Linked DNA regions of Homo sapiens: region 1 is linked to region 2. The links are chromatin contacts, found by Hi-C or POLR2A ChIA-PET in ENCODE. All regions are on one chromosome and are shown on one strand. The core of a region is the stretch at or near the end of the contact, and the rest is flanking DNA. Distances in the headings are between cores, read along the strand shown. Region 1 overlaps RBL2 (RB transcriptional corepressor like 2). Region 2 overlaps CHD9 (chromodomain helicase DNA binding protein 9).

Evidence for each region. Hi-C counts contacts between places; a loop is a spot of excess contacts on that map. ChIA-PET counts read pairs that join two places held with the same protein, here RNA polymerase II (POLR2A). Pooled maps may share reads with other maps.
Region 1: a loop to region 2 is called in a map with no recorded cell type, with 2.5 times the contacts of the local background. The contact joins two enhancer-like sites. A Hi-C loop is called at or near these places in 2 of 168 maps with a recorded cell type or tissue (colonic mucosa and psoas muscle), 5 of 37 single-sample maps with no recorded cell type and 8 of 50 pooled maps. POLR2A ChIA-PET finds 5 or more read pairs at or near these places in 1 of 52 experiments (OCI-LY7).

The regions. Positions count from the first base shown.
Region 1 is chr16:53,454,691-53,459,358 of GRCh38, reverse strand. RBL2 (RB transcriptional corepressor like 2) reads right to left here. Exons shown (of 22, transcript NM_005611.4): 8 at 4,517-4,668. Among named protein-coding and RNA genes, the nearest start is that of RBL2, 23 kb to the right of the region's middle. Within about 2 kb of position 1,523, at least 6 of the 41 ENCODE cell types and tissues checked have a DNase peak (open chromatin) inside an H3K27ac peak, as active enhancers do.
Region 2 is chr16:53,216,518-53,221,555 of GRCh38, reverse strand. All of the region lies in intron 3 of CHD9 (chromodomain helicase DNA binding protein 9), which reads right to left. Among named protein-coding and RNA genes, the nearest start is that of CHD9, 160 kb to the right of the region's middle. Within about 2 kb of position 1,685, at least 4 of the 41 ENCODE cell types and tissues checked have a DNase peak (open chromatin) inside an H3K27ac peak, as active enhancers do.

The sequences.
Region 1 (4,668 bases), core at 274-2,773, 240 kb before region 2:
ACTTCAAGCCAGTAAGACTTTATCTTTACAATATCAATAAATTTTAGTGACTCAAATGTCACCATTCTTGGAATTTAAACATAACAGCATTAAGAGCCGCCAATATCCATGTGAAGACGAAGGTGTGAAAGAATAATTTGTATTTTAGCTAACTAAAAGTTTGTCTCTTAAAAGTTAAAACTCTAAAATAAGGTACAGCTCCCTACATTCCCTCTTGTAAAACTTATGCTCGGAGGCAAAGATAAGCATTCTGCTCACCTGAAAAATTAAGATTATTCTCAGCTCTGAGAAACAGAATTTCACAATTCCCATCTACTGCTATTTTTGCAGACACTCAAAGATAAAAGAAAATTGTGATTAAATTTGGTTCCAAAAAAAATCCATGATTTAACAAAAGCCTACTGATATGGTTTGGCTATGTCTGCATCGAAGCCTCAACTTGAATTGTATTTCCCAGAATTCCCATGTGCTGTGTGAGGCACCCAGTGGGAGGTAATTGAATTATGGAGGCCAGTCTTTCCCGTTCTATTCTTGTGATAGTGAATACGTCTCGCGAGATCTGACGGCCTTATCAGGGGTTTCCACTTTTGCTTCTTCCTCATTTTTCTCTTGCCACCGCCACCTAAGAAGTGCCTTTCGCCTCACACCATGATTCTGAGGACTCCCCAGTCATGTGGAACTGTAAGTCCAATTAAACCTCTTTTTGTTCCCAGTTTTGGGCATGTCTTTATCAGCAGCGTTAAAATGAATTAATACACCCACCATCCAAATATTCAAATTTGCTTCAGAGACAGATAATAAGTTGAACATTCCCTAAAAAGGCAACTTGATGCAGAACAGCCTTCATTGGTCTTCCTGCCCCTCCTCTACCTTTGGTTACCAGAATCTATCACAGGTTCTCCCCCTAAGGTAGACAGGTCTTCAGAGAAATAAGTTAAAGTCAACATTCTTGACAATAAATATGGAGAAGATGTGACTTGGTGTCAAAGGAGCCAGTAAAACATCTTTCTGATTTTTCAAATAAACTCTGAAAGGTTAAGATAGCTTAACAATGTCTTTTAATATTCAAGATAAAATTTCCCTGTGTATTAAATGTACTTATTCTAATTTTTTAAAAAACCTAGCAAAACTTTCACCTGGCAACAGAGCCAACTATTCAAGTTTCATAAGATATAGAAAAGCACAGAAATTTACTGTATACAGAAACAAACCTACATGTTTTCTCTATGTCTTAAAGTGTAATACAACTAAGACTTTCACTTTGTTTCAAAGAAATTCATTCTATAATTAAGTCAATAAAATGATTTGGGTAGATTATTGCATTCAAAAGGCTGCTCCCTGCCTTACAAGGTTTCTTGCAGCCAACTACTTCACTGTGCATGAACCGATGCCTACATTGGGAGGCACTGGGAGGGAAAAACACCTTGTACACAAACAGGAGAATCAACAGCAGCCAGCAGCATATAACCACATCACCCACAGGCAGCAGTAGTTTCACAGAGGAAACTAGGTGTGACAACCACAAACAGCTTCCTGCCAGAGTCCTCAAGGTCAACATGGTGCTTCTTGGTAGCACTGTGCTTAGCTTAAAGCTTCCTGTTCATTCTGATCAAGAGGAATCTTTAACTTGGGTGCAAATATTAAGTCGGTATCTTAAAAATATTAGGATGTTCCATCTCCAAATGAAGACTTACAAAATTTGGAGTGACCCTGAGCTTTGTCCTTAGTCCTCTTGTATTCTCTCTCAATTCATACCTCTAAGTAATCCCTCCTCATTTTATAGCTTTAAAAGCCATCTACGGCTGGGCATGGTGGCTCACGCCTATAATCCCAGCACTTCAGGAAGCCGAGGCGGGAAGATCATGAGGTCAGGAGTTCAAGACCAGACTAGCCAAGATGGTGAAATGCCGTTTCTACTAAAAATACAAAAAATTAGCTGGGCATGGTGGCAGGCACCTGTAATCCCAGCTACTCAGGAGGCTGAGGCAGGAGAATCGCTTGAACCCAGGTGGCAGAGGTCACAGTGAGCCGAGATTGCACCACTGCACTCCAGCCTGGGTGACAGAGCGAGACTCCATCTCAAAAAAAAAAAAAAAAAAAGCTATCTGTACCCACCCTGATGACCCCAGGACATATATACACAACCCCTAACCTCTACTGTGAACTGTGAACTCCGGTCTTGTATACCTCAACTGTCTATTCAACTTCTCTACTAGGATGCTTAAAAGACATCTCTAATTTAACATGCTAATAACCCTAACTCTTGATTCCCCTTCCCCCAGACTTGCTCTTCCCTCTTAATAAATTTCAGTAGTAAATGTTCCCCGAATGTCTACTATGTGCCAAGCGCTGCATACAACACTGGTCACAGCCTTGGTGAAGCTTATATTCTAATGCAAGGAGACAGGTAATAAACAATTCTTTCTACCTACCTCCCTACTTACTGTCAGACAGTGATAAATACGAAGAGAAACACTAGCAAGCAGAGTCAGGGGGAAAAGAAGTCCTGAGGGTTGGGGAGGATGTTGTGGTTATTATTGACATAGCAGTTGGGTTATCAGAGACCAGAATGAAGTGAGAAGGAAGCCACATGAGTCTCTTGAAGCAATACAGTTTAGGCAGAGGGAATTGCAAAGGCAAAGGCTTTGTGTTGCAGGCATGCCTGGCATATCTGAAGAACAAAAAAGGAGGTTAATGTGGCATAAGTGGGTGAGGAGGGAGGAAAGTAGATGAATTCAGAGAGAGCCAGGGCCAGATAACTTACAACATTACAGGCACTTGTCAGGATTTTAGCTTTTATATCATTCACCCAACTGGAGACATCACTGTTCTCTTTTTCTCATACCCTAGATACAAACCCTCGGTAAATCCTGTGGGTGCCATCTCCAAAATATGGCCCAGCTACAAACCATTCTCTGAAGCAAGCCACCATAAACTATTGCCAGAATCATTCCAATAGCTTCTTAACTCCCTACTTCCACCCTTGCCTCTAATCCCACTTTCCCAGAAGACCTTTAAAAATGTAAATCAGTCACTCCTCTTAATAACCCTCTTAATGGCTTTCACCTCAATCAGAGCAGAAGCAAAAGTCCTTACGATGGCTTCCAAAGCCTACACGGTCTGTCTGGCTCTCTTGTTCCCTCTTCCCTGCATTTCTTTTTCTTCTTCTTTTCTTTTTTTTTAAAGACAGGCTCTTGCTCTGTCACCCAGGCTGGAGGGCAGTGACGCGATCACGGCTCACTGCAGCCTGGAACTCCTGGGCTCAACGAATCCTCCTAACTCAGCCTCGCAAGTAGCTGGGCCCACAGGTGGACACAACCATGGCCAGCTTATTTTTTGTATTAATATTTTATGTAGAGACGGGGTCTCACTTTGTTGCCCAGACTAGTCTTGAACTCCTGGGCTCAGGCAGTCTTCTGCCTCAGTCTCCCAATGTGCTAGGATTACAAGTATGAGCCATCACACCTGGCCTCCCGTCACTTCTTACCACTTTTTCCCTCACTCTATTCCTACCACACTAGCATTCTCACTGTTCCTCCAAAAAGCTAATCCTGTTCCAACCTCACGGCTTTGCATTTGTTATGCTCTCAGCTTCAAATACATTTACCCAGCTATTCATATGGCTTGCTTCCTCACTTACTTCTGGTGTGTGACACCGTTCCCAACCACCTTACCTACCACAGCCCACCCATCCCATTCTCCCCTCCCCTCAATATTTTGTATTACTACTCTATTTTCTTCATCTATCATCACCCAACATACTATATATTTACTTGTTTATCTCCTGTCCATCTCCCCACACTGGAATATAAGCTTCTTTAGAACAGGGTTCTCGTGGTTATTTTGTTCACTGCTTTATCTCCAGTGTCCAGGACACAACCTGACATATAAAATGCTTTAGGAATATCTGTTGAATGAATAAGCAGACCAGTCTCAAGTCTGAAGCAGCTCACTTCCAGGTGAACTGGCCCTTGGATTACCCAGTGTTTCCCTGGTGGCACTTGCCAGAAGTTTGGTGTTTTCTGTTCCACCACATAGCAGAAGGGAAACTCTTGGCCTGCATCACTCTAAGTGTCTGTTTGAAATAATACCACGTGGTCCTGAAATTCAGTTTAAAAGAATTTTCTTAAAGACTGTAGATCCTCATTTTCTCCAGTCTCTTAAATGAAGGCCCCAGTCAGGTCAATTATCACTTTCTAAATGCCTACACTATGTTCACTACATATAAGACCATATATTACTGGCCCATCTTTTTAAAACCAACAATTATCAGCATGACACATTTGTTTAAATTTATATTAATTTCTTTTTCTCAGACCTCACTAAAATGAATGAAAGTTGATATTAACAAAGCAAATATCATAGAGATACCTTTTTCAATTAAGAGAAGTATGATGAGAATTTTCTCCTTCATACTGTAGGCAAGTAAAACACAAACATGAAATTACCAAAATAAAAAAGAACCCCTGGCTTACCTGCTCCTGTATTTCTACTCTTCTGGCATGGCTAAACTCACCTTGTCAAAATGCTGCTGTAAGATGTTTTTCATCTGCACCCTTTCAGCAGTCTCTGTTCCTGAACCAGCGTTCAGACACCTTGAGAGAGTCCCAATTTCCTCCTCAGCATCCTCTCCAAGAAATATCCGCTCATCTAAATTCCCAACAGATA
Region 2 (5,038 bases), core at 436-2,935:
CTTATCTGCTTCAACAGATGCAGGGGCATGATTTTAAACCACGGTAATTATTAATCAGCAACGTACTATTTTAAATATCTGTATTATAAAAATGGAAAATCTCCCCAATACTTTCAGGTATGATTTATCAGAAAGATATCAGAATTCTTTCAACAACTATTTATTAATGTAGGAGAATTTGGAGGTTAAGAGCATGCACTTTGAAAACACAGGGTCAAAGATTTAAACCCTGACTCCACCATGTACCTATCTGTGAGACATTGGGCAAATTACTTGATCTCTTTTGGCCTTAGTTTCCTTGCCTGGAAAATAGGGATATCATAATAACTACATCTGCTGTTGCTGAGAATTAAGTGGGATAATGTATATTGGCTCTTAGCACAGTCTTGATGCATAGTGATTTCTCAACTAATGCTAACAACTTCTAATTATTCTATGCCAAGCACTTTCCTAGGCTCTAGGATTTGAAAATATAGTGACACAGTTCCTAACCTTAAAGTATCATAGTTAGACTATGATCACAGCTAAAATGCCAAAGTGGGGGTTAGCACAGGATGCAATGTGAACACAAAGGAAGAAGTGCTCACGCTTACTGAAGAGTAAAGGGGGCTTTACAGAAAAGACAACATTTGATATGATGAAAAGAAGTTTAACAGGTAGTGAAAGAAGCGGCAGAGTACATTCCAGGTAGGGGGATACCACAGAAGAGTGAGGAGAACATGCAGTGGTAATAGCATGACAGGAATACACAGAGTACCCCAGAAGGAGGCAGCAGACAGCTGGACAACCAGAATGGGTGAAGATCACAGAAGGCCTTGTATGACACACAAAGAGTTCACATTTTAAGGGCAGCTTTTAAGCTCTTGAGAGCAAGAATTTAAAAGGAATCTGTCTTGTTCATCACTGGCAGCAAATGTTTAATGAATAGGCAGTGAGTTATTTTGAATAAATAAAAAAAATAAAGCAGTTGGAAGATATAAGAATTGTAAGCAAGGGGGCAATGTGATGACAAGGAAGTGAAATGCAAGGAAGGGAAACCGATGATAAGGCAAATGACAATTCAGGGGAGAGAAAAAGATGGTAATCTAGGGCTGTGGGAATGTGGATGAAGAGGTAAAGAAAGATATAATTTTTTATTGTGGAAGTAGAACCAACAGGACTTGGTTATTGACTGGATGACTAGACTTCAGGTGAGAAAAAGTTATAGAATGCTTTTTCCCTATATTATTCTTGTATTGGTATGATTACCACATTCAACAGAATAATGGTAATTCTTACTTGGTGTCTCACCCGCCACTGTTCTGAATATGTGAAGAAAGTAAATAACAGTAAGAAATACAGCTTATGTTGGAAGCAGGAAATCAGAAGAAACACAAAGATATTCTGAAGCAACATTAAGGAACCAACCATAGTTACACTTCATTCCCTCTCACCACTTTCACTGCTTATTTCCTCTCTGTTCTAGTCCCTTTTCCTCCTCTAGTTTCTTTCCTAAAATAAAAATCTCCCTTGAGGCTATATTTACTGTTAGACCCCATATGACCTTGTTCTTCCTCCTTTGTATCCAAAGTTCTCAAGAGTCATTTCCGTTTCATTCCTCAACCAACTATAATCTCAACTCTCAAAACTACTTTTAATATTCATAGCTTCCATTTATTCAATGTTTACTATGAGTCAGCCTCTGTGCTGACTTTACATGCATTCTCTCACTTGATGTTCATACAATTTTAAAAGGGAAGTACTATTATTTTATAAGAAGAAATTGAGGCCTAGAGAAGTTAAATAACTTGCTCAAAGTCACAGAAATAGTAAGAACAGAGACAGAAACTAAGTATGCCTCACTCCAAAGCCTAAACTTCTAATGCTTAAGGACTCAAAAGACTTTTAAAATGGCAAATCCAACAGAGCTTTAAAAAATCATAATGTGTAACTAAGTCCTAACGTGTAACTGTTTCCTTTTGGCCCCTTTCTTGGCTCCCTGACACAAGAGTCTTCTGGTTCTCACTAAACTTGCTTTTACTAAATTTTGGCTCTTCTTCCTGCATCTACGCCTTGAATGTTAGTTTTCCGTAGGATTCAGTCATTGACAATTCTTCTCTGCTAGCCTGTTAAACTTTGGTTTCTCTCAAAGTTCTGTCTTCAGCCGCCTTCCTGTCTCTCCCTGAGAGATTTAATTTAATCTTTTCTTAACTACTACCTAGAAGTTAAAGATCCTCAAATCTCTTATCTCTATTTCAGATTTTTTCCCCACGCTTCATGTTCATATAACTAATTGCTTATTACACATATACATATGGGTATCTCATAGGTATCACAACCTCAATATGCACCCAATCCAATCTCTCATTTTCCGTAACCCTATCAGTGCAAGTTTACTAATATTAAAGTGTAATGCAAAGTCAGAAAAGTGCAAACGTAAGAGTACTGCTCAATTTTCTCAAACAGAAAATATCTGTGTAGCCAGCTTCCAGATCAAGAAACAAGGCATTAGTTTCCCAGAAGTCCCCTCTCATGCCTCTCCCAGTACGAACCGCCTCCTAAGGGTATCCGTTACTTTGCTTGTGAATATTTGCTACATCCTAAGGCACTGGTGCAGATGATTTTTAATGGCAAAGTAAGGGACAATACTAAATAAAACTGGGTAGTAAAAATACATATTTGATACTTCCTCCTACTTGCTATCAATCTCCAACTTAAATGTGTATTTTCAAATAGTTTGTAGATGAGAACAACACACGGAGAGTGTAGTTGTTTAAATAACAATCTCCCATGAAATGGAAATCATGGCCTATTAATACCCTTCATATATTGCTTAAAAAGGTATTTTTTCAATGTTTGATAAGCTAAATGAATTACGTGAATGCACATTCTGATGCAATATCTTATTCATTCAAATCCCAATGAATAAAAACTTCAATGAAATGAGAGGCGGAGATATTTAAATTTTTTTAAAATTTACAAATGACTATGAACTGGTTCCGCTATTCCTTTACAATAGCATAAGGGTTAATGATTAAATGAAGATTCTCTAAGGACAAAGGACTAAGCTGCTTAAACATTTTTATAGATAAATATTACCTAAATCTCTAGAAAATACTAATAAATAAATACTAACTACCAAATAAATCTTAAACACTTGCCCTTTTGAGTGGTGGGGTTAGGTTAGATAAAAATGTTTCCCATCACACCTCAGATAAGCCTTTTGTTATACTAATTATTTGAAAATTTTACTTAAAAACAAAAAAACAACTTTCACTTTATTTTCCACATATTCTGTATTATTCTTCCAACATTGTTCTACATGTCTGGAATAGCATCTTATTTCATGAACTCATTAGTCATTTTTAACAACCCATGCAAAAATCGTTTTCAGATTCTAACTTTGTAAGAGATATTTCAGATATATAGTATTTCCCTACTAAACCTTCTAAATCCAAAATGTTACACGTGCCTTTTCTATTTAAAAAGGGTACGTTTCCATGATAGGAAAAAAGTCAATTCTGAAATCATTTTTGACTGATACAATTCTGGGTTAATTTGGGTGGCATTTTAAAATTAGATTTTAAAAAACCCCAGTAATTCTGAATTAAAAAAAAAAAGAAAGAAAGAAAGAAAGAAAGAAAGAAAGAAAGAAAGAAAGAAAAGAGTATAAGCCAGGCGCAGTGGTATGCACCCGTAGTTCTAGCTACTTGGTAGACTGAAGTGGGAGAAGACTTGAGCCTAGGAGTTCGAGGCCAGCCTGGGAAACAAAGTAAAACCCTATTTCTAAAATATTATAATTTTTTTTTAAATAAAATGATCTATCTATCTAGAGAGAGAGATTTTAGAAATAGGGTTATTTACAATGAACCTTGAAAACTGTAAACCTTACCAATTTATTATAGATTCTAAAATGGTATCTAGGTAATATTACAGAGGCACAATTAATTAGGTTGGTGTCAGATCAGCAGTGCCTAAGTGTTTGGGGAAAGCTTCATGAAAGCTATTTAAAATACAGATTCTAGACAGGTGTGGTGGCTCACGCCTGTGATCCCAGCACTTTTGGAAGCCGAGGAGAAAGGATCACCTGAGGTCAGGAGTTCAAGATCAGCCTGGCCAACATGGCGAAACCCCATCTCTATTAAAAATACAAAAATCAGCTAGGCGTGATGGCACATGTCTGTGATCCCAGCTACTTGGGAGGCTGAGGCAGGAGAATCGTTTGAACCTGGGAGGCAGAGGTTGCTGTAAGCCAAGATCTGCACCACTGTACTCCAGCCTGGGCGACAAAGCAAGACTCTGTCTCAAAAATAAAATAAAATACAGATTCTTTATGAGAAAATGCCCAACAAACTCAAATTGATGTACATTCTACAGAATAACTGGCCAGTATGTTACAAAAATGAAAACATCATAAAAGAAAAAAGTCTGAGGAGCTATCCTAAATTGAAGGAGACTAAGGAGATATGACAACAAAATGAAATGTAGGATCCTGAATTGGATCCTGGCCAACAAAAAAAGGGGAACCGACAAAACTTGCATGAGGTCTGCAGATTGGTTAACAGGATTATTAAAATGTTTATTTCCTGGTTTTGATAATCATGCTATGGTTCATAAGATGTTAACATTTGAGGAAGGTGAGTGAAGAGCTTAAGGGAACTCTGACCTATTTTTGTACTTCTGACATTACTTCAAAATAAAAGTAAGAAAAAAATAACCCATCCAGTTTTGTGGGTCCCAAACCCAGGATTCTGATCTAAAAACGACTCTAATATGACTTTTAAAATATTCCCTAAGAGTTCTGGTGCTCTACCAGGTTTGGGAACCACTGGCTCGGAGAGTAAAAATTAGTATAGAAAACTCTAGAAACAAATATTCAGAATAATACAACTATTTTATATTTATAGAACACTTAAAATTTTAAAGTGCTTTTGCCTACAGTACCTCAGTTGATTCTGAGAAAAACTCTGAGACAGGCAAGGCAGGTAGGTATTGGTCCCACCATACAGACAGGCAGTGTTCAGTTCCAAAAGATGATCCCTTTATTCTCAGATTATGA